3 separate regions of the Homo sapiens genome follow, and all the other regions are linked to region 3. Evidence: chromatin loops called from intact Hi-C (ENCODE). Cell type or tissue: dorsolateral prefrontal cortex. All regions are shown on one strand. Links, peaks and the distances in the headings refer to the core of each region. The heading gives the core; the rest is flanking DNA. Region 1 overlaps SOX2-OT (SOX2 overlapping transcript). Region 2 has its middle 120 kb from the start of LINC01994. Region 3 holds the start of LINC01994 (long intergenic non-protein coding RNA 1994).

Evidence for each region. Peaks named below come from ENCODE experiments on the same cell type or tissue, not always from the same donor. Only the 100,000 strongest peaks of a DNase experiment are listed, where the experiment ranks them.
Region 1: it touches region 3 in a loop (2.9-fold over the local background); 2 of 110 quality-filtered maps call a loop at or near these places.
Region 2: it touches region 3 in a loop (3-fold over the local background); 6 of 110 quality-filtered maps call a loop at or near these places.

Annotation. Positions count from the first base shown.
Region 1 is chr3:181,204,330-181,215,517 of GRCh38, forward strand. All of the region lies in intron 3 of SOX2-OT (SOX2 overlapping transcript), which reads left to right. Among named protein-coding and RNA genes, the nearest start is that of SOX2-OT, 150 kb to the left of the region's middle. In dorsolateral prefrontal cortex, for the core only: CTCF peaks have their summits at 6,086 (motif pointing right) and 6,291; no DNase peak of the experiment used is centred there; H3K4me3 peaks cover 324 bases.
Region 2 is chr3:182,359,365-182,370,552 of GRCh38, forward strand. No RefSeq gene overlaps it. Among named protein-coding and RNA genes, the nearest start is that of LINC01994, 120 kb to the right of the region's middle. In dorsolateral prefrontal cortex, for the core only: CTCF peaks have their summits at 5,198 and 5,401; DNase peaks (open chromatin) are centred at 5,107 and 5,627; H3K4me3 peaks cover 1,677 bases; H3K27ac peaks cover 1,766 bases.
Region 3 is chr3:182,485,224-182,496,411 of GRCh38, forward strand. LINC01994 (long intergenic non-protein coding RNA 1994) reads right to left here and starts at 1,139. Exons shown (of 4, transcript NR_040105.1): 1 at 971-1,139. In dorsolateral prefrontal cortex, for the core only: a CTCF peak has its summit at 5,566 (motif pointing left); no DNase peak of the experiment used is centred there; H3K27ac peaks cover 526 bases.

The DNA.
Region 1 (11,188 bases), core at 2,033-10,032, 1.3 Mb before region 3:
CTGCAGTTTAGAGGAATCCAATGGCAAAAGGAATGTGATGTGGAGATTATGTAGATATTAGGTTTTTAGGATAGAGGGGAGACAGGTGACATTCTTCCCATTTTACAGATGGGAAAATGCTGTGATTTGAATGTGTCCCCCAAAGTTAATGTGTTAGGAACTTAATCCTCAATGCAAGTGTTGAGAGGTGGAACTTTTAGGAGGTGATCAGGTCATGAGGGCTCTGTCCTCATGAATGATTCAATGCCATTATCACTGGAATGGGTTAGTTATAGACGGAGTGAGCTCCTGATACAAAGGATGAGTTCAGCTCCCTTCTTCTCCCTCTCTCGTGTGCTCTCTTACTTTCCCACCTTCTCCATGGGATGATGCAGCACAGAGTCCCTTGCACATGTGAGCTCCTCGATCTTGAACTTCCCAGCCTCCTGAACTATAAGAAATAAACCTCTGTTCTTTATAAATTACTCTGTCTCAGTATTCTGTTATAGCAGCACAAAAATGAAGGAAGACACAAAACTTAAGCTCAGAGAGGTTAATTCTATTTCCCGAGGTTTTATGGCTAATGAGGATGATGGATCTGGGGCTTAAACCAAGTTGTTTCTGATTTCAAATCCCATGCTTTTATTCTGAAGATAATCAGGTAATTCTAACAAATATAGTGGATGAAACAATTATAGAAATCTAACGATGGATTCAGAAATAAGAAACAAATTTGCTTAAGAAAATTGAAAGACAGTAACAATACAATGCATTGGGGAATAATTTCTGTGTGGGTCTTCACTACAATTGCTAGATGTTAACTTAGTTTACATGAACAAGATTTAATGGATCAAGAGTATTTCTCAAAGTTGAGTAAGGTATAGACGCCTTATTATTATTTCCATTTATTTTAATATTTAAGAGATGCTTTTCCTTTTTGTTTTTTTATAATTAGGCAAAAGATGGCCATTTGTGTGGTTCCAAATTCAAAACCATTTATTTATATAAAATTCAAAACTATGGCTGGGTGCAGTGGTTCACTCCTGTAATCCCAGCACTTTGGGAGGCCGACGTGGGTAAATCATGAGGTCAGGAGATCGAGACCATCCTGGCTAACACGGTGGAACCCCATCTCTACTAAAAATACAAAAAGTTAGCTGGGTGTGGTGGTGGGTGCCTGTAGTCCCAGCTACTCAGGAGGCTGAGGCAGGAGAGTGGCGTGAACTCAGAAGGCGGAGCTTGCAGTGAGCCGAGATCGCACCACTGTACTCCAGCCTGGGTAACAGAGCAAGACTCTATCTCAAAAAAAAAAAAAAAAAAAAAAAAAAAAAAAAAAAAAATTCAAAACTACATTAACTCAAAAATTTTCATCCCTGCCCCCTCCAAACTTTTTTTCTATTTTTCCCTCATAGAAACAAGTTTCTATTAGTTTTGATTTATTCTTTCATTATTTCTTCTTGAAAATCTAAGCAGAATTGTATATTTACATTAATATTCCTCTTCACTTTTCTTGCAAAAAAAAATCCTCTATACCTTGTAGTTATTATTGGTGTTTTTTTTTTGTTTTTGTTTTTGTTTTTGTCTTTTTTGAGACGGAGTTTTGCTCTTGTGCCCAGATTGGGTGTAATTGGCATGATCTCGGCTCACTGCAACCTCTGCCTCCCAGTCTCAAGCGATTCTCCTGCCTCAGCTTCCCGAGTAGCTGGGGTTACAGGCATCTGCTACCACGCCCAACTAATTTTTGTATTTTTAGTAGAGACGGGGGTTTCACCAGGTTGGCCAGGCTGGTCTTGAACTCCTGACCTCAGGTGATCTGCCCGCCTTGGGCTCCCAAAGTGCTGGGATTACAGGCGTGAGCCTCCACGCCTGGCCAGTTGTTGTTTTTAACTTGACAATACATCTTGGAGATTACTCCTTATTAGTATGCAGAGATCTTGCTCATTCCTTTTTACAGTTGCATAGCACTCCACTATGATGATATCATAGTTTCTTCAGCCAGTTCCCATTCATGGACATTTGAGTTCTTTCCAATCTTTTGCTATTATACATAGTGCTACAATAAATACCTTTGTGCACAATCACTTCATATTTTTCTTGTTTATCTTTGGGGTATATTCCAAAAAGTAGGTTTGGGATAGATGCCAAAGGTCAAAGGTACAGGAAAATTCCCTCCATGTGGAACTGTACCATTTTGCATTTTCATCAGTATTGCTTGTTTCTTTCCTGCACTTGTGGTAGAGAATGTTCTCCAGCTTCTGATTTAGGACAGACCCTCTCAAATGGGGACAATTATTGTGGACTCCCAGTGTTGACTTAAGTGATTTTAATTATTATATTACTTACATATGAGAAAACATAAAATTATATATAAGTTCTTTATGCTTATAGTTTTTATGAAAGTATACAACTAAAGCAAATATACAGATTAACTATAAATAAACTAGAATCCCAATACAATTTGTGTTAACAACATTAATATAATAAATGATGTTATTTTTCTGAAATGAAATGGCCACTTAGAATGTGAATATGGTATTGATTCTTGTAACACATTTTTTTAAACATTGAGTATGCATATGCGCAATATTATGTGCCAGGTGTATTGGTCAAGATCCTTTGAGTTACAGGAACAGAAGAACTAGCTCAGCAAGAAAACAACAACAACAACAACAACAACACCTTTTTGTACTGTTTTGGATCACAAACACATAATTGGGAAGGTGAAACCATAAATTAAGAAATGAATGAACTCAGGGGTTACAATTATTTCATTTGAATTCTCTACCTCTGCCCCTGGTTTTATCCATACAGCTTTATTCTCAGACGGACTTTCTCTCTCTCTTTATCCAACTATTAGCAAAGATGTCCCATGGGTAGCTCCAAGACAATAGCATCTTTACAGGTCAAGGTCATCCCAGAAATATAAACCCCCCTTGTTCCCTCCCAAATCCATAAGCCCTGACCAAAAATGACACTGATTGGCTTGGTTGGATCATATGTCCTCCTTTGAACCAATCACTGAATCCTCTTATTAGCCAGCTTGGGTCATTTGCCCAACTTACTGGGAAGAAAGGTAGCTCTCTTAATTTTCAGCCCTACCAAAAATCCCAAAAGAAAGGCCTACAAGACAGATAAAGACTGACAGATACCCATGCCATTGTGAAATTACTCAAATTTTCCACTACTTTTCTCTACTGAAACTATTGGAAAAGCCTGGATGTAGTACATGATTGTGTGACTTGTCCTTCATGTGATAAAATTTCATCATCCACACATTAAACCTACTTCAGTTCTTTTTTTTTCAGTGGGACTATACCATTGGAAGTAGAATTACTTGAAAAAAACATAGTCACTGAAATGACATGATAGTTCTCAGTTCTAAAGTGTTATTCAGAATACACTTACGTGATTTTAATTTGAACTGTCATAACAATGAGAACCCAAGATTAAAATATTCTTAGATAAAAGATCCAGAAACCACCCACCTCCAATTTGTGCAGATGCCGTTTGAGGATTAACTCTTTAAAGCATGGAGAAAAATTGAATACTTTCATTAATGTAGTTTTCTAATGATTTGTGTGATTTTTAATGTGCTGATAAATTTAATATCAAATTGATATGTTGTTGGTATTTTACCTACAATTTATAAAAGCAAATACATATAAAATAAAAACAAATATAAACATACATCTGTATAGCAAGTGCAACACTTGTATGCTCAAGAGCTTCAGCTTAATTGAGTTTACTTAAACCATTAAGCAGAGTTTTCTGAACTTTCTTCTCTGTATGGTGAGAAACCCAGGGTCTCTCTGAATATCTCTTAGGATTCTCAGGAGTGAGGGGTACTGTTTTCTGTATCTTACTTCTGCTTCCTTTATCCTGCAATGTGGGATTAATTGGGAGTGGAGATTAAAGATTAGAGAAATCTGCTTTACTGCCTGGAAAATTCAATCCCAGGAACTGAGAAAGAAATTTGGAGATATTCTTAACTATTTTGAAGGTGTGTGGATAAAATTTATGTGGAGACCTAAAAAAATTATCTTTTTATTTTAAAAAATTTTAACTGGTGCTAAGCAAAATATATATATTTAACCATCTCTTTTTTTAAAAGTTCATTTTACCCACTTGTCTTACTTTATTCATTCTGCTATAACAAAGTACTATAAACTGGGTGGCTTATAAACAAATAAATTTATTTCTCAGTTTTGGACGCTTAGAAGTCCAAGATCAATAGACAGGTATGTGGCACACTCCTGTAATTCCAGCTACTCTGGAGGCTGAGGTGGGAGGATCACTTGAACCCAGGAAGCAGAGGTTACAGTGAGCTGAGATGGTGCCACTGCCCTCAGGCCTGGGCGACAGAGCAAGATCAAGTTGCCAGTAGATTCAGTATCAGGTAAGGGCCTATTTCCTTGTTCATAGTTGGTGCTTTCTTGCCATGTCCTTACATGGTAGAAGAGGCAAACAAGTTTCCTCTGGCTTATTTTATAATGACACGAATCCCATTCATGAGGGCTCTGCCCTCACGACCTAATCACCTCGAAAAAAGGCCCTACTGCCTAATACCATCGCACTAGGGATTAGATTTCAACATATGAATTTTGGGGGAACACAGACATTTGAACCATAGTACCACTTCAGGATGCAATGGACAGAGATGAAAAAAAGTTACTGATTTTGCTCAGCTACAGAAGTTATGGAACTGGCATCACTTTATTAATTCAGGAAGTGCTTCTCATGTAACTGACCTTAGTCTACCTCTATTGGCCAAAGTTTCCTCATATATAAGAAGGGTATGTGGAGTATCATCTCTACAAATCATTGGCAGCTTTACTGGTTAATAAAGACACAGTCTTTAGAGCTGAAGGAATGAGAAAATGGATTAATATGGAGGTTAACTTAAGATAGAGAACATTTATTCCCTTATGAATTTTGACTTTTAAGAAAAGACAGCTTCCTCCCAGAAGAACAGATATGGTGAAATGGTAAAAGATGGAAAACCAGCTATGTAGCAGGTATAAAGACATGAGTCCCTTTGTTCTGAAGCATCAAGTCTCTACCTAATGCTAGAAGGAATTTTTAGAGAAATGGAGGCATAGCTACAAATGAAGTGGAAAGAAACCCTATGTATTTGCTTTATAAAGAAACTGTGACTTTGAGGACAGTTTTTACATTTAGGAAAAAAAATTTAAGTGGGAAAAAGTGTCACCAACAGCACACAAACCATACTGAAATGATTGTGAAAAGTCTGAAGTGACTGAACTCAAGAATATGAAGATCTCAAGATACTTCTTTGCAAATATGTCCCTTGTAGATGACAAGTCCCTTGTAGATGACAAGTCCCTTGTAGATACCAAATCTTGGGGTAAAATCAGCTTTGTGAAAGACTCACTTCCATGTAAATGTTTGCACCTTCTCAATGGGCTAGAATTTTATTGGTGAATGTTATTAATGGTAATGGGACATAGGTACACAAATCCTTTTCTGTGTCACTGGGAGATGGGAACTCTTAGTATGCAAAGTCTCTGCTGAAATCAAAGGGAATTTGCATAAGATCCACATTGGTTGCTTAACGCATAGTGTAGCTGGCATCCAGTGCATGCTAAAGGACAACATAAAAACCTCAAACACAAAATGGCTCTGTGCATTAATGCTGCTTAGGAAAGTGCTAGCTATTAAATATTTTCACCAGTATTAAGTATCTTGATATTTATTCTTAAGTAAGATTTTGAAAAATACTTATCATCACACTGCAGTTGATATGCAAATTTTAAAGCAACATTTCAGAAAGAAGCAAAATAATGCCACCAAACTGTTTATAAATTCTTCCATTTAAAAATAGTTTGCATCATATAAAAGTTAACTCCAATTCTCTCATACCAGTTAAACAATTATTTCATCAAATGGAATTGAATCTTAGTTTCTCAGTTTGCACAGAGAAGAAAATTCAAAAGAAGAATCAGAAATTAAATTGAAGTTTAGGCAATGCATTTTTAGGCAAAAATAATAGTAATATATGGCTGATATTTTCAAAGCTTGGCTTTTATTTTAAATTTTAAATTTATTTTTATTTTAAAGCTTCAACAGTGTTTTCCAGCAGGTGTCACTGTAGGCAAATATAAAATGACAAATACATCGTTTCTACAGCTTGCGGCCAATGGTTCCTTGAGAAAAAGATTTATATTCAGACTTCTCAATTATGATTTTGTTTCTGGTGTTGTCATTGTTGTTAATATTAGTCTCCTAGCATAATTTTCTGTTCCTATTGATGCATTCACAATGCAGTAACACTACCCAGTTGAATGAACAGAAGCAGTAGTATGCACTATGAAGTTCCACCCAGTTTGGGGGTAGAACTTTTACCATTTATAGAAGAGAATCCTAGAATCTTGAAATGCCTATCTAATTAAGATATATTTTAATTCTGAAGCCTCTGGCGGATTTTTCCTAATAGTCTTAATTAGTAATTTCTGATTTTTATGGTTGCTATATAAACTTTGTTAACGAAAAAACTCTAAAGTTTCATCAGGAAGGAAAAGCTTTAAAAGTATTCGGCAAAAACAGTTATCATTAGTCTGGGATGGGTATATGAAAGGAAGGAAGGACGTAATAATGTTACTGGTTACCTTGAAATTATACTTCAATGGTTGGGTTAGAATTGAATTCATATTATTCAGCCTGCAAAGGATGTCTCATTAGTTCCCAGAGAAACCATTTCTGAACATATTATCTCAAGGAAATCCAGAGAATCCATTATTTCTCTTTGCCCCCTTCTTTTTAATATGCACAGCACAGAGATAGGGAAGCAGAATGATAAGGTACTAGCAGGAGAATTTTCCAGGAGTTATTTTGCTGATTTCAAAGTCTTCCTGTTTCCTGGTATCCGTAAGCATCTTGGCATATTGTTCAGAGCTCCTAAAGAAGTGTTCGGTCTGCATCTACAGGCTAGACTTGGCTGCTGACGATTTGACATGTGCAGACAGATTTTTAAAAAAACGTATACAAGAGAAACTGGTTTAAAATACCCTTCTCATCTCATGCCCAATACAAAGACCCACATGACTGAAAAAATGTTTTATACACTTGATTCTTAGGAGAAGAAAGTTGTATTCCATGCATCCAAGCAGGTAAGCAAAAATATTACTTTCTCCATTTTATAATCAACTCACAAACTCTCAGGGAAATTGCTGGTTCCTGTGACTACAGTTCTGAATCCCAAAATAGGATCCACATCTCCTGACTCACTTCTTTCCCCTAGAACACATCGCCTAAAATAGGCGCGTTTTTTAGAATCCAAAAACATGTTTTCCTTTTAATAATGTCAGCGTTTACTGAGCCCCAACTCTATATCTGGACTATGCTAAGTACTTTATACGCGTTTCTCTCAATTCATTTTCTTCTTGCTCTCCTTTCCTATGATGTAGGTACTATCATTCGTTTTATACTCACACAGGAATAGATTCAAAGAGAACAACTTGCATGGGATACTGCAGCCAGGAAGGACAGAGAAGAGGCCTGGATTTGGGTCTTTCCAAATCCAAAAGGCTTTGTTCTTAACCAGTATACTCCCACAGCAAATATGATACATTATTTAGGAGAATAACAAACTATCCTTGGGAAGTTACACAAAAGAAACCAAGGCACTTTTCCTGTATTCTGTATGCTTTAGGTTAGAACCAGCCTCATCCTGTCCAAGGTGTTTCAGCTATAGCCCTGTATGGTACCGGCTGTGTTCAGAATAATGCCTGCAATTCCTGATGGCATTTCCCTGATTTCACTTATTATATCTATAGATTTAAGGTAAGATTCTTAACAAAATCAAAGGCTCTTCTGGGAAAAGACAATAACTAGAAACTCTGAGCATTGTAAATCTCACAGCCTATTGCATTTTAAGAAAGTGTAGTAAATATAATGAAAGAACTTCAAAGAACTACTCACAGTTCAGTTTGCACCATGTTAGAATATTTCCATTTGAGGCCCTTTGGAAAGGCATTTGGACTGTAACTTTAGTAATTGCAATGAAGTTAAGAGTTTACAGTGGATTTAAAGTCAGAGAGTCTTGGATTAAAATCTTTGCTGTGTCACTTTCCTGAACCTCAGTTTTCTCATCTCTAAAATGGTGGCTAATGTAAAAATAGCAGCAGCAATGAGTCAGTGGTTGTTAGGCACTAAGCAATGTTCTAAGTGCTTTACAGTCATGTCTTTCTTTATGCTCATAGAGCTCTTTACACAATGCATGGCACATATTAGAAAGCCAATTTGTTTGCTTGTTTCGTTTTGTTTTTGAAATGAGGACAGGGACTCTGACAAATTCATCTTTAACATTATAAGGGAAACTAAGAATCTGTCTTAAAACTAGGAGTCTGTGTTAAGGAATCACTGGATATTTGGATTTTATTTTCTCATTTTCCTATTAGTTCATTAATTCTCACTTAATTGCATGCTTTTGTGTCCTATCATGACCAGGAACTTGTTTTCCTGTCCACCTTCTTGTTTTCAGGAACCTGTTTTTCAGGAACCTGTTTTCTTGTCCACCTTCTTGTTTTCCCACGTTATTTCCTTCAAAAACCTCATGGCCTCTCTTCTCCTGGGTCCCAGGCACTGGAGGGTGGGACTTGCTGCCTGTAGGTGCAACCTGAACCCAGTACTCCTACACCAGGGTTAGGAGTTAGTGCTTCTGGTAGGAATAAAGTTACGTTCAAGCATGCATGTACACATGCACGCACACACACCCACACAAGTTAAATCATATATATGAGTTATAGTAAAATCATTTAAATGAATTTACAAGTTTATGTAAAATATCAAACTTTTCAAAAGATAATGATTTATGGTGTCAAAGGTAACGTGCTCGTTGAAGAATACTGGGAAAATAGAGAATATATTTAGAGAGAAATCATAATCTCAGTAACAGAAAGAGTAAGTAACATTGTATTCTTTCTTTCTAAATATGCTTAACTTAATTCATGTGATTTTGTATCTTTTAAAAATATGCTTTTCTGCTATAGATTGACATTGAAAGAAAAAAGACATTTAAGTTTCTTGTGATTCACAATAGTAAAACATGGCACTCTTACTTGACAAAGGAGAAGCCACTGCAGAAAGTGATTTTAGTCCAAAATCGTGTTTCTAACAATATTTGAATAGAACAGTTATGCAACTGCCTCTCCTAGAGTGTATTAGACAAGTCAAGAGGCTCTTGCAGCCACTGAAGAGATACTGAGGGCTGGGCGAATGTGGAAGCCACTTGGACCAAGAGAAGGTGGTGTGCTGGGCTGAGTGGGGGATTCCTACCACCTGGGACTTGCAGGGTGGTGGTCAGGAATGGGTATAGTATAGCCACAGCCTGTGTGCTGGAGAACAAAAAGCATGAAGCAATAACTCTGTAAGAGTAGTTACCCTTTGAAAATAAGTGGATACAATGAGCTCAAGCTCAATAGAAGAGTTAAGGTAACAAACATGCTTGCTCTCTGATATTAGGAGGTTTTTAAAGGCTACAGATGTTAAGACTTCCCTGAAGCCTTGAAACCCTTGGGTAAACACAACAGAAAGATGTGGGTGTGCTGGAGCCTGTGGTTATTTGATGCTGGAACCCAAGGTGTGACGTGTTTAAGGCCTTAACTTCAGAATAAAATGGAAAACTGAAGTTAAAGTGGACTAATAATGGCTGAGGTTTAATGGTAATACTGAATTTAAATTTCTTTCAACTTTGCCCTAAGTTACGTATGTATGTCTCTTTCCTCTGCTTTGTGTGCCCTCCAATTACCTTTCCACACAGCACACAAAATGATCTTGTAAAGAAGTAAATCAAGTCTCATCACTTGCCTGCTTAAAGTTTTCCTAAATGGCCTCCTGGATGTGGCTGCTATGACCCTCCTTTCATCATCCTCAGCTTCAGTGACCTTCCTGAACCTCTACTGGGCTGCTCCAACCTCAATTCTGCCTCTCCAACCCCTTCCTCTGGTTGATGTCAGTTCTCAGCTTGGTGTCACTGCATCCTGGAAAAAGACAGACACAAGCCCCCAAAAAGATAGATGCACAGTGTTCATTTAAAAAGAGAATGAGTTTTCCCAGATCTCCAGGTACTTGCAGTGGTCTATGTGGCCAGGCAAATATTTATGATAATTTACACACAAACATATATATAGGTACACACAGACACAGACACACACACACACAACACAATATCATTTCCAGGAGTGTAAAGACATTTGATCTTTAGAATGACTTAAAACGAAAACTAGATGAGCATATGTGTGAGGCTGAAAGTAGTTGTGAGTTGCAGGTAGATAGCTGAGGTTAGATCAGCAGCATATTTACATAGTATTAAAATTAGTAGAGGAGATACTGGTAAGGAAGAAAAAGCAGTACGGAGTTTGTAGAGACATTTGCTGCAAGATTTTAATGTGAATCTCAGTAAGCATGACTCCTCGGAGGAAAATGCCTGAGAGGATATCCCATTTATTCGTTCGTTTCCTTCAACCATATATCTTCCTTCATACTAAAAAAAAAAAAAAAATTAAAACAGCTTTTGACTTTCCCAGAACTGGCTTTAAGCATAAATTCTTTTCCTAAAGAAAAAATTAGGAAAGATCGGTATTGGAAACATCTGGGTAACCATTCAGAGAGCCCTGTGCTGTAGTGGACCCATCCATCCTTCATCCTTCCATCCATCATTGGCCTAAAATATATTAAATACCAGCTAAATTCCAGATGCTATGTTAAGGACTGGGCATTCCAGGACAAATATTCTTTCCCATTGTGGGGGATGAGCTTAAGCTATGAAACAGTCTCATGTTATAAAATAATGATTGGATTGAGAAGGAAGACAGGAAAGAAACCCTTCCCTTCTTCCTTGGGTACTCTTTTCCTCACCTTGTCTGTGAAAACAAAAAGCAAGTCTCTAATGTGAGAGGTTTCCACTTGGCTCTAAGTACAGCACCCAAATTAAAGTCAGAGTTCAATAACAGTTTATTAAATGAATAAATGAACATACAAATTACTATATCCCAAAGCCTTCAGGGATCCAAATTTGAGAATATAATAATGACATTTTCTTCTACAAAGTCAAAATATAATCAATGAAATAATCTTTTCAGAAGGGAGCAGAGGGTAAGTGTCAAGTTGAGAAGAACTTCCATGATTAGCTTTCTTCCCAACTCAGACCATCTAATCTTTTTCTGCTAAGGGTCACCCAGGGCCACCTCTG
Region 2 (11,188 bases), core at 1,365-9,364, 130 kb before region 3:
GTTCATAACAGTATCAGAAACAAAGTACATCCTTGACTTGGAACGCCAAGCTCTTGGCCATTTGAAGTAAACCATGATTCTTTTCAAATGACTCAAAAAGAAAATCTTAGTTTCTAAGGGGATTTCAAGAAAAGAGGATCATATCCCAAAACCTGGGTAGGCATATCTGTGCTGTCCCGTGGAATGAGGCAAACTGTGGGAGACCAGGAATAGATTTAGACCCACTCATTGGAGAGGGCAGGTACTGAGGGCAGGTCTTGAGAGGCAGCCCAGGCCATAGGAAACACATTGTACTCAAAGTTCTTGACAGCACCTGAAAGATGACAGTCTTTGCAAGCTGGAGCATGGGGTCCAACAATAATAAGGTGAAGCCTCTATCGGTGCAGAGAGCCTGGAAGTGACACTCAGAAGTCTGCCCCCACAAGTACAGCTCAGATGGAGAATTTGGGGGAAGCAGCATGAAGGAGAGGGAATGTAGAAAGCTGGGTTTGAATTCTATCCCTTTTGGCTACGTGGTTTTGGGTAAGTTCCTTAGCTCCACTAAGCTCTGTTTTCTCCTTTGTAAAAAGAGAATGATAGCCTTGTTGGTGATGGGAAAAATTAAAGGCAGTATGACTACAGGAAGGGCTCAGCCTTTAGTGGTCAGTGTAGAAAGAATAGATTATTATAGTTGGAGTTTGAATTGGCCAAAGCAATGCTGACTCTCATTGTGTAAAAACTGTGGGACAGGGAGGCCGAGGCAGGAGGATCACAACGTCAAGAGATCGAGACCATCCTGGCTAACATGGTGAAACCCCGTCTCTACTAAAAATACAAAAACAAAATTAGCTGGGTGTGGTGGTGGGCGCCTGTAGTCCCAGCTACTTGGGAGGCTGAGGCAGGAGAATGGTGTGAACCCGGGAGGCGGAGCTTGTAGTGAGCCAAGATCGTGCCACTGCACTCCAGCCTGGGCGACAGAGCGAGACTCCGTCTCAAAAAAAAAAAAAATACTGTGGGACAGGTTGTCAGCACTGGGATTTCACTCAGAGCAAAAGGCAGATGTCAAGAGATCATCATCAAGACACAGGTAGAACTAGACTGGCTACAAGAATGGCCTATTTCAGAATCACTGAATGTTTGGACTAGGAGCAGCCTACAGGTGAGGGACAGAGTGTGTGTGTGTAGGGGGAAAGGGAGGGACTGGAGGCATAGGACAGAAAAAAAAAAAAGGCAAAAATGTGACCCATAAAATCTGTATTATCCCACCATTCCTAATAGGACATATTTAGATACAGGGGCTTACTTAAGCAAACCTGGCATTAGGACCGAAAGCACTTCCTTTGAAATCAGATAGAGCCAAATGTAAATTTTTATTTAACCTATCAGCCTGGGTTTTTTTCTCAATGTTCCTCCCTTCACATCCAGGCTTTAGCTCTTTAGTCACTTATTCATAGTTCCATGCACAGGTGCTTTTCCACTGTATGTGTACACATTTTAAAGTCCAGATTCTGTAAAGTTTCACTCCAGGCTTTTATAAAAAAAAACCACTTTTTTTTCTTCCTAATTAAGAATATTTATGGCTACATTGCCAGAATTTCAGTTTTGAAAGCTTCTCGATAGGAAGAGTACCTGTGACATAATGGGAACTCAAGAAAGAATATACTGAAATGAATAAATGGACCAACAAATGACTAGATGGATGCAGTATCAAATGCTCTCCACATTTGCATTCAGACCAGGGCAGGAGAGAGGAGGAATCAGATTTATGTCTTTTTGGACATTTTGAAATATAGCTCCCCAAGCTCTAGATTTTATTTGACCTGCCTTTCCTTAACTTGTAGGAATACGCTCTACCCTTTTCTTCCAAGATTTCTGTCACTTCCATTTCTATAACTCTTTCCCTCTTCCTTCATCTTTTCACTATTTAAGAAGATGGTTGGCTGAGAGAAGGTTTGGAATGAGTTACACTTTTTATAATTGAAGAAAAAAAACATTTTACAGATCTTTAAAAGATATAATAGGCTGGGCACAGTGGCTCAAGCCTGTAATCCCAGCACTTTGGAAGACCGAAGTGGGCAGATCACAAGGCCAGGAGTTCGAGACCAGCCTGGCCAATATGGTGAAACCCCGTCTCTACTAAAAATACAAAAATCAGCCAGGCATGGTGGTGGGCACCTGTAGTCCCAGCTACTCGGGAGGCTGAGGCAGGAGAATGGCATGAACCCGGGAGGTGGAGCTTACAGTGAGCCGAGATCACGCCACACACTCCAGCCTGGGCGACAGAGTGAGACTCCATCTCAAAAAAAAAAAAAAAGATATAGTAGAGGAAGTATTGTTATTATTGGGATTAAATGAGTATGTTTTCTGTTTCTGGCATATAGTTCAGAGAAATTCCCGGTTTGGGAATACAGAAGAGGTAGTCAGAGGAAAGGTGCTTGGGGTACTGTGCTTCTTTCACAGCACCGAGCAAGCAGTAAGGGCTACTCTAATCCCAGCTCTCTCATAATATCTCTCCAGTGAATTTCTTGTCATTACAGGCAGTCCTTTATGCAATCTATGATTCTGTATGTCACACACTACAGTGAAACAAAGACCAGCTAAATGCCATAAACCATCCAGAAGCCTTTTTGTTCCTCTAAGGAGACCAACAAATCTATTCTTATTGGTATTCCTGTTAAACCCTTATAAATACTGGTTAGTCCTCCATGGCCATTTAAGAGACTTTTATATGGTTTTTGAAATGCTCTCCAGCCATATTGCTTTTATCTTTTTTTTTCTTTATTGATTTTTCTCCTTAAGACTTTAATTCACTCTTCTGCAGTTGCTACAGTCAAGAGAGAAATTCTGCAGATCACATAGAGATAACATTCCAACCCAGACTGGGTCACACCATCTCACATAAGAATACCAGCATCCTGCAGATAACTGGTCCTTTCCTGCTTTTCAAACCCTTTTGGTCTCTCTTTTCATTTTTTTTCTCTCCTTTAGTATTTGAGACTTAATCTTTCTTCAGTCTTATTCTTCATGCTGAGCTCATCTGAAATGTACCAATAATTGCTACCAGCTAAATCTGGTTTCATCATTCTGAAAATTCCTCATTGAAACCAGCCCTGTGGAATAAGAATCTGATCATTTCTGCAAGTTAAAGTGACATTTGGCATGTAGCTTTACCAATATATTATCATGTATGTATAGATAATTCCTGGGTGGGTTTGGTTATATTTCTAAGAGGTATGGGCATATAAAATTTAGCTAAATGCTTCAGCAAAATACCATTTAATTCTATTAAAGTATCATCTAAGTGGCAGCATTTTAAAAAACCTTAGGGCAACTAATCCTTTATGGAGTTTAATATTCTGCTGAAAATCATCTTTAGCTTTGATTGCTAAGTAGACCAAGTCTTGGATACACTAGGAGAATGATTGCCTGATCTACTTTGTCCTTCAGATATTTTTTCTATTAAATTCAACAAATATTTTCTGAGTTCCTACAATGTGCTAACTACTACGTGAATATAGAGTTTAAAAAGGTATTGAATATAGAGTTAAAAGAGTCAAACTCACACTTAATATGTATGTATTGTAAGCACATATATGTTTGTTGCAGCACTATTCATAATAGCAAAGATATGGACTCAACCTAAATGCCCATCAATGATAGATTGGATAAAGAAAATGTGGTATATATACACCATGGAATAGTACACAGTCATAAAAAAGAATGAGATCATGTCCTATGCAGGAACATGAGTGGAGCTGGAGGCCATTATCCTTAGCAAACGAACACAAGAACGGAAAACCAAATACCACATGTTCTCACTTATAAGTGGGAGCTAAATGATGAGAACACATGGACACATAGAGGGGTACAACACACACTGGGGCCCACCAGTAGGTGGAGGGTGGAAGGAGGGAAAGGATCAGGAAAAATAATGAATGGGTACAAGGCTCAATAACTGGGTGATGAAATAATCTGTACAACAAACCCCCATGACACAAGTTTATCTATATAACCTGCACATGTACCACATGTACCCCTGAACTTAAGATAAAAGTAAAAAAAAAAAAAAAAGACATACAAACAAACAAATGATATGAGAAATACATATTTTGAAATATATACTGTGATTGACTCTATCTAGAGGATCAGGGAAGGTTTCCTGAAGGAGGTAACATTTACAATTTTAGATTAAAATATCTTCAGGTAAGACCATTAATTCGTCCCTATACAAGTTCTGCCTTTATCCTTCAGGCTGAAGTAATCATCAATATCAATGTCACATGAAATCACTTATAGTCCTGTAATTTATAAAGGTACTGGCAACATTTCACAACTTGTTGCAATTATCTTCACAATATCATTGAACATTAAAGACAGGAGAGGAACAAGGCATGCCTGAAAAAAAAAGTGAAGTTGATTTTAGAGCTTTCTTTCCTATCTCCTGGTATCTTGTTTCCTCCCCTAGCCCACTAGCATCAACCTTGGGTCTTAATCCAGCCATACCCTGCTAAATGCTAATTGCTAAGTTAAGCATGAATTCCTATCCTTTCATATGTTTGGATTTTAACTGGGCGAGGGGAGTCCCATTTGCTGGGAAATGCAGAATAGTAAAGCTAGAGCGGTGGAATGATTGACATTAGGGTTGACATCTGGAGAAGTGAGAGCTGTCTAGGTCTTCCAAAGACTGAATAATGTACAAATCCATGGCACTGTATAGTCAAAATATGACTTATTGGAATAAGTATTTCCATTCCAGTTTAAAGGGTGCACTGATTTTTCTCGAGGTCACAGAACAAAAAATGGAGTTGCCAGGAATCTATCTCTTCGCTTCTCTGTTCTAAACTCCCTTAGGCCATCCTACATTAGCTCTTAGTATTTATTATTAATTTATTTTATTAATTAAAACAGTTCAGTTAATAACAATATACACTTGTGTAGTGATTTATAGTTTACCCTCCTGATTTCACGTGATCTCATTTAATCCTCAAAAACAACCAAGTGATAAAACTGAGGCACTGAGGGGTGGAGAGACTTGTCCAAGACCACACAGCTGTTGGCAGGGCTGGCACTGGCCTGGCACGTGAGGGCCTGGGGTCTGTAACCTCTCTCCTGCCAGGGCGGACGTTACTGATGTGTTTGGGCTCAGCACACTCCTACAGCTGTCCACTGTGTGCTCAACTGAAGAAGCCATTCTCCCAGACAGAGGGAGCTCTTCTGTGGTTAAGGATATAAAAAGAGCTGTGTTCTAAGGCCAGAATTTTCCCCCCAGTTCTTCTCAAGGTCCATTCAGAGGCTAACGTCGCATTTCTGCAGCCCAGGCACTTTAACTGTTATTATTTTTGTGTTTATTTTTTGTTTGTAGAAAGAGTCCGGGACATGTTGCATATTTACGACGCCAAAATAGGAAGTGTGTGATGCCCACTCGACCGCAATGAATTCCAAGGCATAAAGGCCCCAGAATCTCTGGATACAAGAAGTCCTCACTCTGCCATCCCTTCTTGAGTGGTGTTGGTGGACTTCCTATGTGATCCCGAGGTGGAGTCAGCTGGTGTAAGAGTTGGCAACCAGCTCTGCTCCATAGACGGCATTCACTTAGGAAGCACGACTGGCGGCTTCATGCGATTGGAGAGAAAAGGGGAGAGGGGGAGGTGAAGAGAGGAGGAGGAGCCCTCGGCAGAATTCCAAGTTCCGTGGCACTGGCCCCACGGAACTCTGGAAACAAGAATCAGGCTTGGGCTGCGCAGGTTCCAAGTCACAGGGCTTCCATGGCTGGCAAGCGTCGAGCCGGAAATTCAGTTGAATAGAGCCCTAAATGTTTTTTTGTTTGACATTCATGCTTAACAGAAAATGATGAATCCATTAGCAACTCCTTCCGTTGCCAAAAGAAACAGACTTGCACTTGTAGATTGCTTTCATTCTGCGCTATCAAGCCACTGCATGTGCTGCTTTCACAAAGCTGACAGTCATCTATCATTTTTAAATGGGTTTAGAGGTACAGTCGTCTTTGTCTGAAGTGTGTGGATGTGTCAGCGTGAATGTGACTCATTAAAACAGACTGACCCAAACAGTTTAAATGGGATTCACAGTAGGGGGAAAATGTTTTATTTGAGGTTTGTTTGGAATTATTTTGAAGTTTGTCACTAATTTTGAAAAACAATGGGCTCATTTTCCTAACTTCTTTTTCTTCCCTGAGATGTGTCTAAGAGAACAAATAGCTATATTATGCACTGTCTCAAAAACATGCTCTTTGGAAATGAAAAAAGATTCTATGATTATGAAATGTCAAGAGTTCCCTTGTGCTCTAGAACATTTCACATACTTAAATGACTTCATGAAACTCCCCCAAGTTTCTCTCTCTCTCCTCAGACCTTTATCCCCAATCCATAAATGACATCTTTGAACATAATCTTTAGACCCGTTTTTCATCATTTCTATTAGCCTTTCAAGGAATGCCTTTTGAAGTCAAAGATTTAACATATGGATTAAATCTTCCATAAAATGGGTTTAAATATTAAGAGAAAAACACCTGGCTGTATGTATCTGGGTTCCACAGGACATTGTATTGTTTTAAATGCTTCAAGATGTTCAATAAAACTGAATATGGCCAAACTCATGTCCAATGTGGGCCTGTGGGCCCTCAAACCTGTTTCCAAATGGCTGTTTCTCTCTCTCTCATCTCGCATTAGTGTGAAGTTCCTAAAGCAATAATAGAAGGGCCAATAGCAGAAATTAAGAAATTAATTAAATTATATTATATGTATATATATAATTAAGAAATTATATATATATCAATGACAAAATTAATTTATCAAGAGTTTCAATATAACTAGTATAATTGATCTTCCAAGTTTTCTCTATGGGCACAGAGGGATATATTCAAAATGTTTAACACCAATAAGTCATGGGCACAACCAAGTAGAACAGACATCATGGCAGGGTCCTGGAAGCTCCTTGCTGGATGAAGGAGATTAAAGGAGCCCCAGCATTGACATCAAGGAGGCTGGGACAGTGTGTTGGGGCAGGGGGCACTGAGAGTAGTGGTTATTTATTAACTCGTAGAGATGAATTTCAATATTTTAATACAGAGCTGTACCAGTGTGTATTGGCTGAATTCCAGCCCTACTTTTACTCCTTCGTTGCATAAATTCCTAGGATTTGAGGAAACAAAAGCAGGTATACCTTCTTATGTTTGAGCACTGCTCTATACTTACCCGCTTTTTTTCGTGTACGAACCCAAATAAACTGAGTGTCTTCTAAGGCATCAAGCACTATTCAAGCTGTTCTCATAGGAATTTGTTGTTAAAAGTGAGGAATGAGGATTAAAACATTAAAAAGGGTAAAACAGTAATTATGGTATTATTTAAACATTTCTAAAATTTCTTAGTCTTCACCCCATTTTACACAGAAGACTTCTAAATTTTTAGCACTACAAGGCACATTTGTAGAATAAAATACGTAGAATGTGTATTTAACTTATGTCATATCTTTCCTTTAAGGAGTTAAAATGAGTTGTCATAATGATTTGACTTAATTAACCAATTCAGTCATTCCTTGCCACCACCACCACTCCCAAAAAAAGGTAAATATTATGATACCCTTTTGCACTGGAAATGAAAACAAATGCAATTTTTAAGATCCTAAGCCAATCAAAGACCAGCTCAAATCAAGCTCTTGCATCCAAGACTGCTTTGACTGAGTTGCCAAGTGATCCCACAAGTAACATCTATGTAGGAGGAAGGGGAAATGCGAGCACTGTAAGACCTCATCCTTTAAGGAAGTATAATTGGATGTCTCTTGTGTAACTTAGGCCATTTCAGAGCTTAAGATAAATACACATCAAATATAAGGGGGAAAAAGAGGAATGTATTGATTTTATCCCACTGACAAAAAGAAAAAACAGTTTCTATTGAAATACATACAAATATATTTTAAAACATTTGATAAAGAAAACACAAAAAGAAACAGGATGGACGGAAAGTTATATTCCCTCTAAAGTTACTGAGGACCAAAATGCAGCAGTTTATTTCCAGTTTTCCCAGACAACATGCAGTATAGCAGGAGATTGTCTTTCTGTTCGAAACTCCTACATTCAAGTCTAAAATATTTTATTTAAACTATCAATTTATTTGCTACATACAACTATATCCTCAATATTTATTTTAAATATTATATATACTTTATAAAATATTTCAGAACAGTTACTGAAACTATAACCACATGCATTTTATTGAATATCGACAGATAAAATGCAGGCTTTGGAGTCAGACTGTGTGAGTTTGTAGTCCAGTGTGACCACTTTGTGGCTCTTTAACCTTGGACAAACTTTTGTCTCTGGCCCCACCTTATAGGACAGATATATTAACATCACGTGGTGAGGTGATGAGGACTAAATAAGATATGTTTGTAAAGTTCCAGCATACTGACTGGTAGAGAATAGATTTTGGGGTTCCTCTCTCTCACTGATACATCTTCCTTTTTCTCAGTGAACATTTACCTTTAGCAATCAAAGACATTAATGATTGAATATCTGGTCTTTCTGCTGCAAGGTTAGAATTTCTTCAAGAAACAATGCCAATGCAACTTCAGGAATACCTGACCCCTCCTCCTGTTTTCAACCACTCAGAATCTGTCTCTAACCACTCAGAATCTGTCTCCATCCTGGACTCTGTGTAGTTCCCAGTATCATATTTTCTGATAGTCTTAGAACTTAAGCCACCATTCCCTGCCACACTGATGCCACCTTGTTGATTACTTAACCAAGTGATTTCTTTCAGGTGGAAGAGATGTACCCAGGACCTCTGTAGAAGCAGGTACAAGCTACCAAAAGTTCCTACTTTATTTATTTTGAGTTTGGAATGAGCAACTACAAGGAAAGGAAGAAAATTGTCAAATAAAAGAAAATTTTATAAATTATTTATAAAATCACATTCATTTAAAAGCTAATTCTACTCTTGACTGAATTGCAAATGGAACTAAAATCTTTCTTGGTTCTCATACCTTTCCTTTGCTAGTTTAGGCATTTGTCACCTTTGGCTTTATTGATTTATTCAGAAAGTAGGTATTGAGTACCTACTATGTGCTAGATGCTGAGTAATTTAGACAGTTTGTGAATTGTTTCTTCTTCAAGTCAAGTCTTCCTTCTTCCAGTCTAGTGATTCTCAAAATTTAGTGTGCAACAGAATCACCCAGAGTGATTGTGAACACATTGACTATAGACTACTCCCCCAGGGTCTGATTTAGGAGGTCTGTGTAGGAGTCTGAGAATTCACATTTTTAACCTGTGGGTTCTGGTCTAGGAAACACTTTGAGACCACTTTCTATGTTGTTTCTAATCCATTTGCCATAACCGTCACATGTGTTAACCTCCTCAAATTTAATGTCACTCTATAGAGTAAAAACCCTATTTGGTTCTCCAATCCATAAAATAAAGCCTTATCAAAACCTTCAGGATCTGCCATTCACAGTTGCTACTTTTCCAGCCTCTCCTCCTGATGATGATTACACATGATAAAATACTCTCCACTGTACTGTTCTTTTCTTAGATAAGTTTAACTCTATGCCTATCAAATACTGTATTGGCCCTTTTGGTTCTTTGGAAGCTAAAAGTTTTGAACTTTTCATTTATTAAACAAAAGAAGAGAAGGGTTATCTATTGCCTTTGTAAGTATATTGGCTCAGTGGACACACAAAGCAATCCTTTAGCAGTAGAAACAAGTAATAGCATGATGGAAGGGAACCCTGCCAAGAAGGCCCAAACACCGAAAAAATGTCTTTAAAAATATAGATTTAATTGAAGAAGTATCTGATAACACCACTCACTTTAAATACTCATCAATAGGCTGTTTTTGTTTTACAATAATGTGTCTGAAGATAGTGACAGGAAAAGAGACATCACTGTGCAAACATTAATATCTCACACAACTGCATCAAAGAGAAAAAATGGAACACTAGCTTTCATTTTCATTCAGTGATATTAACCTAAAATAACTTACTGTAGTTTTGCTTGAACTCACCAGGCAAAGTTTTAGTATGTGGTAATGACTACGAAGGAACATTCAAAGTATTACACCTATTTGTGTTGACACACTCTGTGAGAAATGTTGTTTGAAATATGCATTGAAATAAAGCGTCTCCAACTAACTCGAGTAAACACCTTGGTATCATAAAGAGCCAAACTATGCTACTGGATTGTTAAACTCATCTAATTTGGGAGAACTGAGGGTAGAAGAGGAAACGGGGAAGAGAGAGAGAGATTATATATGGACAGATAAAATCATGAATAATAAATACAATTTTTCTCCCTTTCTCTGAAAACCTGTTGTGTTCATAGTTGTTATTTTTGAAAACATCTTACCTATGGGCAAGCTTCTACTTTATCACTGCAGCGAGGTGGAAAAATATCAGTAATAAAGACAAGCTCAATAAAAGTGTCTTGGAGTGTGTGTGTGTGTTTGTGTGTGTGCATGTGTATAGGAGGCTGGGGCATGGTGGGAGTCAAGACTAAGCCTCTGTTATTTTCAATATGATACCTATTTTTGTTTTGTTTTTATTGATTGTTCATTTGCTTTTTAAAAACCTTTGTTTGGCATTATTCATAGAGGGTCCAAGAGTGTGTCCTTACATTTGCAAATAAGGAGTCACAGGATGACTGTGTGGTTTTCCGATTCCTCCTCCTATGTCAGCTAGCAAACTGGCCATACTCAGGCTGTCCACCACTGCTGAGGCCTTGAACAGGCTCTGGAAGAAACAGTTGTCTGGAGGGATTTGTGACTAACTATAATCAAACAGCATATTTGTAAGATTAGTGAATGAATCCCACTGAATGACATCTGATGACCACCATGTCTTCAAACCATAGGAAAGACAGCTTGAAAAGACAAGCCTAAAATTAAACTTTTTATGATTATCCATATTAAATATACACATACGAAACAGCAATCATATGCATAGATCCTTTAGTAGTGGCCTGGTACGTGTAAAGAACACTGAATTTGGAGTCAGGCACACTTGGGTTTGAATCCCAGCCTTAGAGCTGAAACTGTAGATGTATTCTCTACTTCTGTTAATTGTAAAACAAAAATAGTGCTGTGTGGCAATTAATTATACTAACACATATAGTAAAAAATACCTGGAACAGTGTCTGGCACACAGTAGGAACACAGCAATTAACAACAGTAGCAGTAGAACAAGAAATGACTTGATAATTTTT
Region 3 (11,188 bases), core at 2,208-10,207:
TATTTTGTTTTTCTGTACTCTTTTTTCACTAAACATTATTTACAATATCACTTATAATATCATTCTTATGTTGTCTAAGAAAGAAATCCATCAAAATAAATGTGTTGGTTTATCCACGATTTTTCTAATCCTTTTCTTAATCTTACAGCATTTTTGTCTAAACAGAATAAATGTTTATACTCAAGTAATTTGTCACTATGGTAACTTTTGGCCTTTAAAATGCTGACACTATATCAGAGACAACCAAGAGAAGAAATTATCCTTGTTCGACAAGTAAGCAGAACCAGTTTGGCAAACTTCAGGATGCCTAGGGATGAAAGGCGTTTGTTGTTCTAGAAATACTACTTCATGTCAGGAAAATGAGAGCATATCCTGGTTTCATGACAAAAACAGGAGCTGTAATGCTGATAGCAAAACTTAAAGATTGAAGACTTTTTTCATCTAAATTTCCTATAACACTTCCCTCCCCACTCCCAAGAAATCATGTAAGTAATTTCTAATACTCACACAATATTATCTTTCTAATGTGTAGGCATGAGTTTGTAATAACTTTTCTGACTTGTAATCCTAAATCCCTTGAAGATAGTCTTACAGTTGTACCTCACAAGACTTTGTCCAACAGAAAATGTAATATGTCTCCAAATGGAATGGTATGGCTATTTATAATGAACTCCCTGTATATTTTTTAAATTAAAGGATGTTATATTTTGCTGTCATTCATACGCATAGGAAGTATTTCCCATTCTCAAAATATTTAATCTAGTTAGCAAATATCTTTAGGAAAGAAATCTCTAAAAATCCTTCTTTATCACTCCCCTTGTTTAAGTGTGTATCATGCCAAACACACACACAGTAGATATGGTGTCTGATATCTTCTGAAACCTGTTGGGGACTATATGAAACATTAATGGGGATTAGTGTTAGAACTGGTGTAAACATAGCAAACAATCTGCTGAAAGTGCATACTCACATTTCCATATGTTATGCAGTAAGCGGAGTCATTTAAGAAGCGAGGTACTCAGGGAGATGGTGTTCAGGTAGTGAGTATTTGGCTGGTGAAAAGTAAACACACCCTGGATGTATTTACTCCATAGCACCAGCATATACATATCTACCCGACTCCAGTCCTTAAGCTTCTCCTCAAGAGACAAGTCAAGATTGAGATACGCAATTTCACTACACAAAGCTTCTAAAACATAGATAAAAATGATTTAGTACTTCCAGGTGCACTGTAATTCTTGGCAGAAAAAGTTAATTCCAGGTGTGTAATCTCCTAAAGAAATCTGTTGTCAAAGCTGGATAAAACCATCACATTCGAAAAATAAAAGTTCACCTATGAACAAAGTATAAGGTATGGCTAGGAAAACTCTCTGCTCTATGTAGAAATTAAAGCATAAAAGTGAAACTCCCTTTTACTTATGTAAACATTGCTGGGCTTTGGGCATCATTTCAAAAGAGGTAGAGCCGAACATGCGTGAGCATATAGAAATATGACATACTCTCGGTGGGAGGTTTGGGGTGGGGTTCTAGTGCCAAGCCAGACTCTAACACACAGACAAAGGAAGAAACAAGCTGCATTTTATAGCTTACAGATTTTTTTTTCTTTATTTTTTCAAGCCTCTGAGCCAACCAAATAACTCAATCAACAACAACAAAACCGAGATGGGCCACAAAGTGGAAAATGTTATAACAGCTTAAGTAACAAGGAGGTGGGGTGGGGGGGCCCTGGCAGGGATAGGAATGCTGGTGGAGGGTGCGGGGAGGAGAAACCCCATATTATAGAATATTTAAGCCTTGCAATTCAATGCACATTTATTAATTGGTTTCTTTTTAAGAGACACTTATTTATGACAGGTTTATGAACAATATAGCATGTGCAGCACTGACGTTCTCCCATGGCTTATTTTTATTTCCATATGTTTAGACAAAATGAACATCACATTTAATACTAGTACTAGCAGCTCTTGAAGTGTTTGCCAGTGCTACATCCCTTGGGAGTTGTTACCACTAGATTAATATCCTGTGGGTCACTTAATTTAAAAAACCACATTATAGAGGCTTTATGTGATTAGATGTACTGCTTTTACAAGCCAGTTGGGGTGTGTCCTTGGCATCTGGTTCAGAAAGGCTGGTGAGCGTAACTTATATAGACCTCCAACCTGGAGTGTCTGAGCAGCCAATGATTGTACTGACATATGGACGAGCAGAGAAAAATGTGTCCTCTGTCTACCATCAGAAACTGCCTTGAAGACAGGATCTAAAAGGAACAACTTGCTTAGTCAGAAACCGGCCTAAACAGATGGTAGAAATTGGCTGCTTCAGAGAGTGAAGGGTAGTGCTATCATACCCTGAATCAGGCCTGTTTGTCACAAAATGCTCATAGTAAATAAACAGCCATGCTATTTCCACACTATGCTATCAAAACCAAGTTCTACCAATCAGAGAGTATTTTACTTGAGAATTTAAAATATGCTCTTTATTTTCTCTGTTAAACATTCTCAGGTCTCGGTATTTGGAAGACCACCCAAAAACAACAGGAAGCATGCTTTTTGAGTGAACAAGAGGAATTTGCCACTGGCTTCAAGGACACTTGGAATAAGATGACCAGTATTTCCTGCGGGAGTTTCAAATGGCATCAGGTGCAGTGGCTCCAGGCAACCTGGAAGCATTCATCATCATTTATGGTCTACTCTTGATTCTGTGAGGAGATGATTCACTTAGGCTTCCTACAGGCCAGGCCCAAAGAGGTGGCAGGCTACCATGAGGACAACAAAGCCTAAAAGTCATCCAGGTGGGACATTGTGAACTACAGAACCTATGTATGAGGTAGATTGCAAGTATCTCCGGTCACATTCACAAGCCAATAAAAACAATGCTGTCCTCCATGAGAACAAATCTAATTAGAACAAATCCCAGTCCTTTACAAATACTGTAGACTGAAATGCTTGTTTTAAAGATAAAGACATTTGGCCAGGAGCGGTGGCTAATGCCTGTAATCCCAGCACTTTGGAAGGCTGAGGCAGGCAGATTACCTGAGGCCAGGAGTTCGAGACCAGCCTGGCCAACATGGAGGAACCCTGTCTCTACTAAAAGCACAAAAATTAGCCAGTCGTGGTGGCACGCGCCTGTAATCCCAGCTACTCAAGAGGCTGACGCAGGAGAATAGCTTGAAACCAGGAGGCAGAGGTTGCAGGGAGCTGAGATCTCGCCATTGCACTCCAGCCTGGGTGACAGAGTGAGACTCTGCCTCAAAATAAACAAATAAAAATACAAAAATTAGCCAGGCATGCTGGCATGCACCTGTAGTCCCAGCTACTCCAGAAGTTGAGGCATGAGAATCGCTTGAACCCGGGAGGCGGAGGTTGGAGTGAGCCGAGATTACGCCATTGCACTCCAGCCTGAGCTACAGAGTAAGACTCCATCTCAAAAATAAATAAATAAAAATAAAGACATTTGTTCAGCCCTTCAAACTGTCAATGAGTATGTTCTTGGAAAGGTTCCTTGTCATCAAATATAAATTGCAATGATCAAAGGCGAACTACGTATCAATATGTAATGAAAAATAATTTACTAGGAGTCTACATTGGAGGAGATGAACTCTACAGCAGAAATGGTGCACCTCTGGGTTTGCCAAAGCAGAAAAATTCTTGACAGCCTTTCCAAAAGTACAACCAAGTTCTTGTGCCCCAGAGTGGGGTGAGATCTTAGAGAAGAGAGGCATCTATAGGGATTATTTTTGAAGTCTTGTTCACAGGTTTAAGCAGTTACAATCACAAGTCTCTCTGCTCAACCACGACCATCTAGGTTTGCCCATTACTTTATTTTTTAATCTGACACAAAAGGAAAGACGCAGAGGTGAGAAAGGGAGGGGTAGAAAGGTGAATTATACTCTCTGTATCCTGTTCTACCACTTGCCACATTTCTAAATTACCAAGATTCCCAGGCACAAGAGTATGTGTGAATATTTTGTTCTGTTTTTTTACTCAGTACTAATAATACACAAGAGCTGAATAGTTACTGAAACTATTTCCAGTTTCTTGCATTTGATAATAGATGGAGACCCGATTCGAACTGACCTAGACACTTAAATACTATCCCAGACAGAGCCATCCCCAAGTAGGTCACAGAGCTTCTCTGTGTCTGTTTCTTTATTTGCAAAATCATACTGTATCACCTGTCAAATTCACAGATTGTTAAGAATTAAGTAAGTTCATGGCTATGAAACACCTTTAAAACTATGAAGCACTAAAACAAATTCAGTGGATAGTGGCAATTATGAAGAGGATGATGATGGAAATGAGAGAGACTACAAATGAAAATTCTGTATATTTATGAAATTATGGCTTAGTATTTGTCATTTGAGAATTTCAATGTTTTTGGACATATAGGACTGGGATCATAAAAATTCATGAGCATATTGGTGATCCTCAAATAAAATCTGTTTTAAATACATAATGTACACTTTCCAAAAGAAAATTCGTGATGTGCATATTTATATATTTACTAGCACTATCAAAAGGTACCAAAGATGTTAACACTAAGTGCTAAGCATTTTGCATACTTCTGGAAGCTGTTCTTCCCTGCTTTGCCCACATAAGTCACCTCCCTTGAATGATACTTGGGAAGGCCTGGTCACAATCATCTTTAGACATTTGATCTGACTGAGATAATGTCCCATGAAGGTGCTGTGATTTCGGTCAAAGGTGAAATAAACATTTTTCTCAGTATTATTGTCCAAGAGATTTTACTTTTGACACTCTGGGTCTGCCTCAAGTGGCTGCTAGGTGATAGAGGATGAAAAAGAGAAGGAATGAGTAAAACCTGAAGTGAGAACCAGAAGTTTTCCCTAAAAGAAGCTAAGTTTTTTAGGGTGAAGATAAAGATTTAATTTTGCAATATTAATTTCTACTGCCAGTGTAAAACTTTATCTTTCTAGGTATCTGTACACGTCTCTGCCCAAAGTACCCTCCTGCTACTAAGGCAAAGGAAAAACATATTGATTTTTCTGCAAATTCCCATACCTTTCTTTCAAGTTGACTGCTTGGAAATCTATTCAAATTGGAGACTGTATCCTGTTTAGGTAGCTGAAGTTGACAGCAGAGCTTTAATTAATAAGGCGTGCAAGGACAAAGGCACTAGGCCCAAATCAGATACAAGCGACATCTTCTTGTGGCTGCTCTGAGAAGCACAGCAATTATTTATACTCTACCTTGGTGCTCAGGCAGAAGAAATAAGGCTAGAGCATGAAGAGCAATGCTATCTGCCAATATATGAGAATTATAGCATTCTGGATGAACAGAGTTATATTATCCCTGCTTTCAGATAAGTAAACCAAGAATCAGAGTGCGTGGATTACTCTGCAAATGGAGGTAGAAAGCCTGTGCCCTATTTTCTTGTCCATCTTCAATATCCTGTGCTGGGATTTCAACAACACTTGAAATCCTCTTGCTTTCCTCCTTTTGCCCATTATATTCCTTATCTACAGTGGGCATTTTCAGTGCTGCCAACAGTGCCTATGAATCTACGTTCTAAATGTCAGGACCTGCCAAGATTTGTTAATTATCCTAACTCCCTCTGCTGGCGGATTTAACTACAACCCAGATTCAAAACTCAATGGAACACAGTAACTGTTTAAAATGTTTTTCAAGTTAATTCACATCATAAAAGAGTAGGTCCGAAGAAGGAAGAAAACTACAAGGTGAATTTTAGTTGAGAACGTAACTCACTATAATATAAATAAACTGGAGGTTTAATAGTATTTTTTAAACCAGCATCTGGGATAAGATTTGTGAAATATGAAGTAGATAATGTTGGTATAATTTTTCCCCATTCTCTTTTTGTTCCCACACTCCTTTTCATTTTTGTGGCTTGTGATATTTCCCTTTGTCTCTAAGCTCTAGACTTCTACTTAATAAGTACCAATAAAGATTGTATGTTATCCTTAAACAGTGGTAGCATTCCCCACCTGCTAATTGCTTTATTTGTACTTACTGTTTCCGCCCTCTCATCAACAGGGGCTTTAGTATAAAGGGCAATGAAGTAGAACGTGATGAGGCGAACAGGAGCCAGCCGAGTGAATGCTTCTATAATTACACAGTAGCCTGGAGTAGCTCTTCTCAAATCAAATTATGAGCCTGGATTACCTAAAACTCTCAGGACACAGCCCGGGTTTTCATTTGTCTGTAGGTTACTGTCGACAAGCAGCCTTCTTTCCCCTTGCCATTATTCTTCACAGAGATTATCAAAGCTCCCATTCCACTGCAATATTCCCAGAGCAATGAGATGCCATGGAGAAGGCCATTTTCTTAAATGGCTTGCCTGACCCCATGTGCTTTACCACTTATTTTTTTTTAATTTAAAAAAAAACTTTTTTTCATGTTTATAACCACCTCTGTCATTTGCATATCAAAGTTGATTCCCAGCTGAGCTTATTCATGATTCTTTGGCAAATATTTATGCTTTGTCAATGTCCCAACCACCCATAAGGCAACAGGAACAAAAGTCAATAGGCCTCAGCAATGTTTGGATCCTTGTTTGAACACCTGACTATACCCTCGGAACTGTACACTGCACTGGAAATAGCATAGTAATAGGAGGACCAGACTCGAGGTCAGGCCATCTGGAATAGGGGCACAGATCTGATGATGGCTAGCTGTGTGGCCCTGTGACACCCGTTCACTTCTCATTTTCTCCATCTGAAAGCCAAGGCAATTGAACTAGATAATCTCCAAGGTCCCTTCCAGTTCTGTGGTTTCATAGACTCAGCACAGTGCTGCATGGATCATGTGCACAGGAGACTCAGTACATATTTGATTGCAGCAGCTAAGCAAAGCAAAACAGCAATCCATTTCTCAAGTGGTTTAAATGTTTATTAAATCAAGATTTGATGTGTCCAAGATCTGATCAAAAAGTGAACAAAAAATGGTGAGCTTTGGTTGGTTAATGACTCCTAGAGAGAAAATCCAGGCTCAAGTCTTAGCTGTGTGCAGTGTTGGGGTCGGTCTACTAAAGCTTCTAAGAGGGAAGGGTTAGATGATCTCTAAAGTTGTTTCCAACATTGAAATTACAGCTCAAAAAGATAAAATTCAAGTCACCAATTCCTGTACGTAATAGTCAGTGCACTTTATCTTCTTGAGAAAAAAATGGATAATTTTATGAATAATTCTTTTAAAAATCCTCCATTCTGTAACACTCTATAATAAAGATTTTTCGTTTGGTTTAAAATAAGTATTTAAAACGGGCATAGTGATAGGGAAGACAGGTAAGATTATAATCATTACAAAGTTGAGAATTTTTCATATATGGTCATAGTAACGTAGTCTGATATCACACGCCAATTTGTTAAGGTGACGCTTAGATGTCACCAGAAAGGTAATGAGACTTTTGTTTTCATGGGTAGTATCTTAATTTAGAAAGTTATACTAAACAGAACTTAAAATACTAGTTGTATTTCTATTTAAAAAAAAAAAAAGCCATGTTTCCCATACTTAAAAAAAAAACTACTCATCAGCAAAAATGTTACAAAATAAACTGAGTTTTAAATTGTTTCCACTTGAGAACTAAAGGACTTTGTTAATGATGAAAATTTAATTTAGTTTTACATATTATTGTTCCTAATTGAAAAATTACAAGCATAAGTGCTAGCACTTTCTAAGTACTTCTGTATTTACTTAAAATAAAAGCTATATCCACAGGACTAACCCACCCAACAAGTATGATATCAATAAAACCACACTCTTTTTTTTTTTTTTTTTTTTTTTTAGTGAGCCAGAGTCTTGCTCTCTCACCCAGGCTGACAGCAGTGGTGCAATCTCTGCTCACTGCACTCTCTACCTCCCAGGTTCAAGCGATTCTTATGCCTCAACCTCCCCAGTAGCCGGGATTACAAGTGTGTGCCACCACTCCTGGCTAATTTTTTTTTTTTTTTTTTTGTATTTTTAGTAGAAATGGGGTTTCACCACATTGGCCAGGCTGGTCTCAAACGTCTGACCTCAAATGATCCACCTGCCTCGGCCTCCCAAAGTTCTGGGGTTACAGGTGTGAGCCGCCACACCGAGCCTAGAACCACTCTTAACACTTGAAATGGCAATGGCCCTAACACACACGTGGTACTTGTTGTGAAAAATTATCATCCTTTGTAAAGATAACGGTGAGGATAAAACTAAGATGGATGGGCAAATGAACATCATTTGGGAATGCTAAATTAGATAAGTGGATACAAAAGAATTCTTAACTTCCAAGTGCACACCTTACACACAGATAACAGGAATTTAAATTCTGATCGTTCAAGTCAAACCTGAAGTCCTTCTTCCAAAATTTTCCTGAAACATTTGCAAAACTTTTAAACCTACTTTGCAAACTGGAAAATTTACAAAAACAATGAGATTAGTTCATTCGGGTTTCATCTTAACCAATATTTTTCTCCTTTACTTATGGTTGAAGCAGGCAGAGAAAATAAATTTTACCAATAATTATATAATAGTTGTTGCTTTCCAATTATAATATCCTCTCCTTTTATCTTATTTACTTCCCATTAACAACACTGTATCTGACTTGGTCTCATAAACTGCTATGCATACACACACACACAAACACAAATTTTGTATGTATGTGTATATATGTACTTAAAATATGTATTTTATATATATAAAATTATATGTAATATGTACTTAACATACTGTGCACACATGCACACAGACAGCATGCAAGAGGAAGTATTGCTTGGTTTTCAGGTTATTCCGTTTTTAAAAAACAATGCATTGCTTTTTATACCTCCATTTCTAACCACCAACTTACTCTCAAAACTTTCCCCTATGTACGCCTGTAAAACATTCTTGTATGACATAATGGTTATGCATCCAGTATCTGAAGCCAGACTATCTGGGTTGCAATCCTGGTTTACTTTCCTTTATCTGGATAACCTTAGGAAGTTGCTTGACTTCACTGTGCCTCAGTTTCCTCATCTACAAAATGGAGATCATATGGCATCTACTTTGTAGGATTGCTGTGAGGATTAAATAAGTTCATATGCACAAAGTTTAGAATAGTACCTACCATATAAGAAGCAGTGAACAATTAGATATTACTATTATCGTTGCCATTGGCTTAGTTAATACTATGTGTCTACAACTAAACTACTTTGTTAAAGATTTTCCAAGTACATCAATCTTTCCCTTTACTTCCACCATTCTTCACTAACATAGCAGAAGAGTTTCACTACTGTTATTTTCCACAAATACTTCTGCCAAAGAAAGTTCTCAGCATGGTTATAGAGAAGCACTGTCCAACAGAGCTTTCTTTGATGGAGGAAATATTCTATATCTACATTGTTCAATACTAGTCACCAGCCACGTGCAGTTAATGAGCACCTGAAGTTTGACTAAGGAATTGAATATTTTATTAAATTTAATTTTAATTTTAATAAAAAGGGCTATAATGGCTAATAATTATCATATTGAACAGCACTGTTATGGAGGATTTCGCAGTCACACCAAGACTTGAATATGTGGTTTTACCCCTTACCAACTCTGTGACATCTCATTTTCCAGATCCTCAGTTTCTTAATATGTAAAATAGAAAGAATAATACCTCTCACCTAGGAAAAATGCAATCATTATAAAGATCCTAGTTTAGCGCAATTTCTATTAGTTTTCCTATCTCCCTACCCTCCGTTAAATTGGTATTATTTGGGCAGAATGGCTCTTAGAATGGCCAGACACACAGCAGAAAGAACCTTTTAGCTCTTTTTAGATTTCAAAATTAAAAGCACTACCCCCTCAAGGTTTCCACTTGCTCCACTGTAACTTTCAGTCTTGAGTGGAAATATGATGTTGCTTTTTGTCAGAGACCCCTGAAAATGTCTGAGTGTCTCTCAAACAGCAAGAAACTAAGAGAATCCTCAGGACACTCTCACACTCCTAGAGCTGCATGTGAGGTCCCCAGCAGCCATGGTCATGGAGAGCTCATATGTACAAGCTCCCCCAGATGGTGCGCTACGATCCAGCAGCTTCTTGTTGCTTGCTCATCAAAAAGCAATCATTGAGAGCCTCTGTTCCAATCACCTTGTGATCTGGCATCAATATCTTCATTATATGGAACCAATCTCAAATAGTTGGGGACTTCCAGGAGATCTTCTTTACACTGAAAACCCCTCGCAATTACGTTTTTTAAAGGTGGTAGAAGAAATGTTCATGTATCATGGAAAGAGAAGTGCAGTCTCTTCCAAAGTCTTCAAGGACATGGTCATAGGGGTCGCGAGACACAACCTCAGGACAAATGTGAGCAGTAAATCATAGTCCCAGGTCTACGGTGAAAAACTTGAGGAGTACAGATGGACACATCAGCACCCCTAAAATTGGAACTTGATTTCAGAAGGGCAGGATGGGGGTCTAAGATACTTTACCAGCAGCCTCAGTACTTTTCTGGAGTTTTATCCTCTCTGGTGAGAAAAACTTCTTTTTGATGCTTCAAAAATTTTAGCCAACTTGGCTTCTTACCATATCCTGAGCATAAAGACTTTCTGGATATGCACAACGATATCCAAATGATATGTCATGATTGTACCAAAAACAGGAAGAACCACACATCCACCCAACCATTATAACCTGTATGCCCAGTGAATTGGTGGTTGGGGGACTGCATGGGTGAGAAATATTGATTTCGCCCAACTCTGAGATAATCTATCCCTAAAAGAAAAAACATGTCCAAATTATGTGAGACAGCATGGTGCTGTGGCAAAGCAGTGGCTTGTTGTCATAAGACCCACTCCTTATCACTCAGTGACTTTATGTGGGATTTGGGTCCAGTTACTTGACTTTTTAAGCCTCCGAGTCTGTAATCTGTGGATAATACTACTTTATTTTGAGGATGATAAGGATTAATTAGGCAACGTTGGAGTGCTTAGCACAGTGACTACTATGGGTTGATAGTCAACAAAGATTTGATTTCTTCACTCCTTAGATATTTTGAAATGATGTTATGATCATTCGGTTTAGTTTCCACAGCTAGCCCAGTCTGTCCAAAAGGATTCACTTTACCTTTTATCCAGATTTCAAAAATGGGTTAATTATATATTAAGCTGGGATATCAACGTCAGCAAACTTTGATTAAGATTTGGAATTTAGTAGTCCTAAGCAGGTAATAAGGATTTTGTTTTTTCCTGATGCATGTTAGAGGAGTGAAACATCCA